Regions from separate parts of the Homo sapiens genome. Here region 1 is linked to region 2. Evidence: chromatin loops called from intact Hi-C (ENCODE). Cell type or tissue: Panc1. All regions are shown on one strand. Each heading gives the region's core, and the rest is flanking DNA. Links, peaks and the distances in the headings are about the cores only. Region 1 has its middle 6.5 kb from the start of SNX10. Region 2 overlaps NFE2L3 (NFE2 like bZIP transcription factor 3).

Region 1 (2,929 bases), core at 123-2,622, 100 kb before region 2:
CTGTTCTCCCAGTTAACACCCCAAACACGCTAACTTTGGCACTTCCTTTGACCCAATCCCTTCCTTTGATCCACTCAGGTCCAAGATCCATACATTTCGTCTTGGCCAGATCATGGTGGAACTCACCTTCTGTGTTCTATTCTCCTGCAGACACTCTCAACTCTCAGAATCCTACAGTAGCCTCTCTACAGTGATCCAATTTACTGGTTTTTCGAACGCCTTTAGCATCAGAACCCTTTCTTCAAATGAACCCCATTTATAAAACAAAGAAAAACACAATTCCATTACTATACGTTTATCTGATGAATTCAATTTTGTAGCATTTGCTAATTATAGAGAAATCAATGACCATTGGAAACTGTTTTGTTGAACACCAAGATTTGAAATCAGGGATTTGTGAAAGATCGTTGGACTCTCCTATCAGTTTCAACATCCCATTTTTTTCCCTCTATTTGATTGCTCAATATTAACAAGATTCCAATCTACTCAGAGAAATATTTGCAAATGGTAACAATTCAGACATATGAAAAAGGAGTAGTTGAAATTTTTGTTTCAAAGTTGAAGCACTAAGGGCATCTCACATCCTCACATTTTATCACTTACAGAAGTTGCAAGTAAGAAGACCAATCCTCACTGTAAATGCTAAAGTGTCTATAATGGGAATTATCACCACACGACTTGCTACATGTTCATTTGGCTTTACACGACTGACAGGAGCACACACCCAAGCAGAGGTAGGCACCTTGCCCAATATTCCCCAGGACCACCAAGGGATGCTCTGCAGTGATGTCCTGCTCATTCTGCTCTACCAAAGTAACTTCATTCCTGGGAAAGAGAAAACAAAAACAAAAAAGCCCTTGCATTATCAAAAGCTACATTTTAAGGCCTAACGTGGTGGCTCATGCCTGTAATCCCAGCACTTTGGGAGGCCGAGGCGGGCAGATCACTTGAGGTCAGGAGTTCAAGACCAGCCTGGCCAACATGGTGAAACCCCATCTTTACTAAAAACTACAAAAATTAGCCAGGCGTGGTGGCGCACACTTGTAGTCCCAGCTACTGGGGCAGCTGAGGGAAGAGACTCACTTGAACCTGGGAGGCAGAGGTTGCAGTGAGCTGAGATCAGCCACTGCATTTCAGCCTGGATGACATAGTGACACTCTGTCTCAAAAAAAAAAAGAAGAAAAGAAAAAAGAAAAAAAAAAGCTGCATTTTAAAAGCATTGGTTTCAATGGTGAATTTTATTTTATTATTATAAACTAAAAATAAATTGGTTGATTAAAACTGACAAAAACAAAACAAACCTTAGCCATTACTGAGCATATCAAACATAAACCCATTCCCAATCATCTAATTTCTAAGCTTTTGATATAAATTGCAGTATGGTATAATTGGCACCAACACTCAACCAAAGAACAAGAGACCAGTAGAGAAGCCATCTTCTTGCATGGAGAAGCTGGGTTTTTTTTGTCTTGGGTGGGTTTGGTTTTCTTTAGTGCTCTGCATATAGCCTTTAGTACCTGTACACGTGGTACTAGTTCTGGATATTGGGTGCATTATAGTCTATAACCATGTGGAGGTAGTAGAGTACGGTGGTTAAGGCTCAGGCTCCAGCGCTGAAAAGCTTCTGTCTAATCCCCAAATTCTTTAGGCAAGTCACTTCATGTCTCTAAGCCTCAGTTTTCTTATCTGTGAAATAGTACCTATCCAACAGGGTTGTCATTACGAAATAATAGATAGAAATTACTAAGTCCAGGACTGCAGCAGAGTAGGAAAGAGCTTCATAAACATGATTTTGATGTCGTTGTTTTTAGTGCACAGCTCATCTTTCCTAAATAAATGGTTGCATAATATCCAAATCTCTTTATGACAACTTTTGCAGAAGAAAGTATACTTATACTCATTTATACAATTTTCTGTGAATGGACATACATAGGACTAAGTTTTTTTTTTAACAACCAACCTATGTATATGTATGAAATTCCTCTGAAAGGATGAACTTTGGTGAGGAGAAATAAGGAGGTAAGGGCAAACATGAGAGGAAGATTGCTTTTTAATGTATATCCTTTTGAACCATTCAAATGTTACGTAGAGTGCATTCAACAATGTATAAACAGGCCAGGCGCGGTGACTCATGCCTGTAATTCCAGTATGTTGGGAGGCCAAGGCCAGAGGCCTGAACCCAGGAATTCAAGCCTAGCTTGGGCAACATAGTGAGACCTTATCTCTGCAAAAAATAAATTAAAAAAAAAAATAGCCAAGCACAGTGGTGCACACCTGTGGTCCTAGCTTCTCAGCAGGCTGAGTTGAGAGGACTGCTTGAACCCAGGAGGTGGAAGCTGCAGTGAGCTGTTATCATGCCACTGCACTCCAGCCTGGGTGACAGAGTAAGACCCTGTCAAAAAAAAAAAAAAATATATATATATATATATATATATACACACACACACACACAGACAATATATATATATTTATATATATACTATATATTTCTCTATATACACTATATATAATATATAAATATATGTATGTATATATTTATAAGATATACAAATATATGTATGTATATATTTATAAGATATACAAATATATGTATGTATATATTTATGATACACAAATATATGTATGTATATATTTATAAGATACACAAATATATGTATGTATAGATTTATAAGATACACAAATATATGTATGTATATATTTATAAGATACACAAATATATGTATGTATATATTTATAAGATACACAAATATATGTATGTATAGATTTATAAGATACACAAATATATGTATGTATAGATTTATAAGATACACAAATATATGTATGTATAGATTTATAAGATACACAAATATATGTATGTATAGATTTATAAGATACACAAATATATGTATGTATAGATTTATAAGATACACAAATATATGTATGTATATAT
Region 2 (2,929 bases), core at 189-2,688:
AGCAAAATTTATAAGTTAAATATAAAGATTAAAATAGTGTTTGAAAAGCTCACTATAGTGCTAACAAACTAAATGAAAATAAGGCTATTTTGCATTTAAAACTGAAATACCTCTTAAAATAATTTGATCCCCAGTGTTTGCTCTTTTTGAAGTAACCAACTTACTCTTAAAAAGGATGGCTGCCAAGATGGAAAGTCTTACTGGGTTTTCATGTTAACCTATTCTTTGGACATAACTATGAATTTTGTATACAATGCACTTCATGAAAAGTTGTGGCTCCCCCAGATTGCCCACAAGTGTGATCTTGAAGTCCTAAACATTTGTCCATGTAAGCTTCAAAACAGCGTTAACTGAGTTATTCAAGTAGCAGTACTTAAAGATACAATTCTTGAAGCAGTTTCAATGGTTTCTGATCCAAATAATCAGTTTCTGAACATTACTACTTCACATAATAGAGTCCATCTTCAGTTTCTTCTCACTTTCTCTTTCCCTTTTGGGTTTCCTTTTTGTGGCCTGAGGCCACCAGTTCTTTGGGTACTATCAAGATACTTCCATCATGGGTACACTGGAGAGCATAGTGGTTGGGATTGACTGGCCTACCTTGGTCATCTCTTAATCTACTAAAAATATCATGATAAAGGTCATGCAGTTTCTGTTTCATTATGTTAATAGCTTTGTTACATTGTGCTTGCTCTCTCTTAAGAGTTTCCTTCTTTGCTTGCAAGTTACATACATCATCTTCTAAATTCAAAATTATGTCCAATTTGCGTTTACGACAGTTCTGCGCAGCAACTTTATTTTTCCCTCTTCGTCTGATGTCACGGATAAGTGAGACTTGTAGGTCTGTCAGATAATATCTACTTAACATGCTATTGAAAGAATCAACAGGCATGCCGACAATTTCATCTACAGAAAAAGGGATATGCAAAGCTTTAGCACGCTGTTCATCACGGCTCAAGTTTCTATCTGTGTCTTCAAGGTATCTACTCCTTATCTTCTGTGACTTCCCAGGCCACGGAAAAGGTTCAGAAGTAGATTCTGGTGCAGTTGGCTGTAAGTGGTAAGTGTGGTTATGAAATACGTGTTGAAATGTAAGATCTCCATGGAAATCAGAATCACTTTGATCCAAGTGACAAAGCTTACTGGGTTCTGGGTAGTAGCCACCTACAGCACCTTCTAAGTCATGATGGGAACTAGATTCATGGTCAGTGCAATAACCTATAGCACCTTCATCACACACAGAGTGAGAGGAATTAGACTTGATGACAGAGGTATTATTGTGACTTGAATCTAAAGAAAGGCCAGAATCAGAATCTGGTTCATCAAAAAGCTGAGAAACATCGATTGGATCAAAGTTGTCTTCTGTGGCCAATGACATTAAGTTTATCTCATCAAATATATTTATGTCAAGGTCATACAGTAGGTCTTGGCTTGTTAGATTCCTCATATGATTGTCAACCGGTGAAAGAAATCCTGTCAAATTAGTTCCAGGAAGGGTTTGCTCAGGATTGGTGGTATGAGAATTTAACTGCAGAAATGGTTCTTGTGACTGTGAAGTCCTTGCTGTTGGATCTCTTCTAAATGTATTGTTGGGACAAAGCAAGATGGCCTCATGAAGATTCACATCCTGACTTATAGCCTGGCTGAAGTTTACATGATAATGTGCTGAAGAATTCATGCCATCACTGATACTGCCTGGAAGAGGAATATCTCCCAATGAGATGCCCTGAAAAACGAAGGAGAAACACTTCAAACATGAATAGCCCTATTTCTGAAGCAGTTCTATTACCTAACAACTTTCTTTCCCCTCTTTTGTCAATTCCTCTACATTTAATAGAGATAGATGCTGTTGGCAGTAACTTCCTAGTTAAATACAGGCAATACAATACGAGATGTGAGTCCAAATCAGAATACCTGGAATTCTGAGTAACCTAGAAATTAAGATGGATTAGTATAAAAGCTGACTGGATTTTCTTAAAAAGTCTAATGTTACAATCTTGTAATTTGCTACTTTATAATAAGATGCAACTCATCCTAGCGGTTGGTAATCACATTGTGGAGGGTCAGGGATAATAAACTACAGTGAAGTAGTCTGGAGGAGAGAGGCTGTTTAAATGCCTCTAAGCGCTAAAACTACAAGGCTATTGTGAATATTGCTGCAATAAACATGGGGGTGCAGGTGTCCCTTTGATACACTGATTTCCTTTCCTTTGGATAAATACCTGATAATTCTTTTAGTTTTTTGAGAAATCTCCACGCTGTTTTCCATGACTAGTCTAAATTTGATTATACCTTTGGGATTATTTGGAAAGAGGAATGCTATACATATTTGGTTAATTCTAAGCTGAAGTGCTTCTGTAAAAATAAGCATTACTTTAAACTGCTGTGTCATCCAAGTAAAGGAGTTGTATTTGTTCACCAAAAGGTCAGTGCAGATATGTTCCTGCGAGGATAAAAGCCAAAGTTCCAATTACCTCCAGTGAATTTTCAGGCTGTGATGAAAGCAACTGGAATAAGTCTTCCAGAGAGAAAGAAGTATCTGTCCCATTCAGATGTCTCTGTAGAGAAACACAAAAAGTGCATCTTTCACATAAAAGACTGAACTGGTTGGGGCTTTAGGCTTTATCTTTAAAGGATCACCAGGTATTATTTCCACACTGGATTTTTATGCTATTATGTTCCTTGGTTGGAAGTTCTACTTTTTATTATATTTTGAGACGGATCTCACTCTGGCCCAGAATGGAGTGCAGTGGTGCAATCTCGGCTCACTACACCCTCTGCCTCCCAGGTTCAAAGGATTCTCCTGCCTTAGCCTCCGGAGTAGCTGGGATTACAGCTGTGCACCACCACGTCTGGCTAATTTTTGTATTTTTAGTAGAGACAGGGTTTCACCATGTTGGCCAAGTTGGTCTCGAACTTTTGACCGCAA

What was found. A loop is a pair of places that touch in the nucleus more often than their neighbours do. Peaks named below come from ENCODE experiments on the same cell type or tissue, not always from the same donor. Only the 100,000 strongest peaks of a DNase experiment are listed, where the experiment ranks them.
Region 1: a loop joins it to region 2, with 2.3 times the contacts of the local background. A loop is called at or near these places in 5 of 110 quality-filtered maps.

Annotation. Positions count from the first base shown.
Region 1 is chr7:26,283,888-26,286,816 of GRCh38, reverse strand. No RefSeq gene overlaps it. Among named protein-coding and RNA genes, the nearest start is that of SNX10, 6.5 kb to the left of the region's middle. In Panc1, for the core only: CTCF peaks have their summits at 1,358 and 1,562; a DNase peak (open chromatin) is centred at 1,576.
Region 2 is chr7:26,183,330-26,186,258 of GRCh38, reverse strand. It overlaps NFE2L3 (NFE2 like bZIP transcription factor 3), which reads right to left. Exons shown (of 4, transcript NM_004289.7): 3 at 2,475-2,558; 4 at 1-1,726. The coding sequence ends at 476. Among named protein-coding and RNA genes, the nearest start is that of HNRNPA2B1, 16 kb to the left of the region's middle. RefSeq lists enhancers at 389-618, 639-688. In Panc1, for the core only: no CTCF peak of the experiment used is centred there; no DNase peak of the experiment used is centred there; H3K27ac peaks cover 195 bases.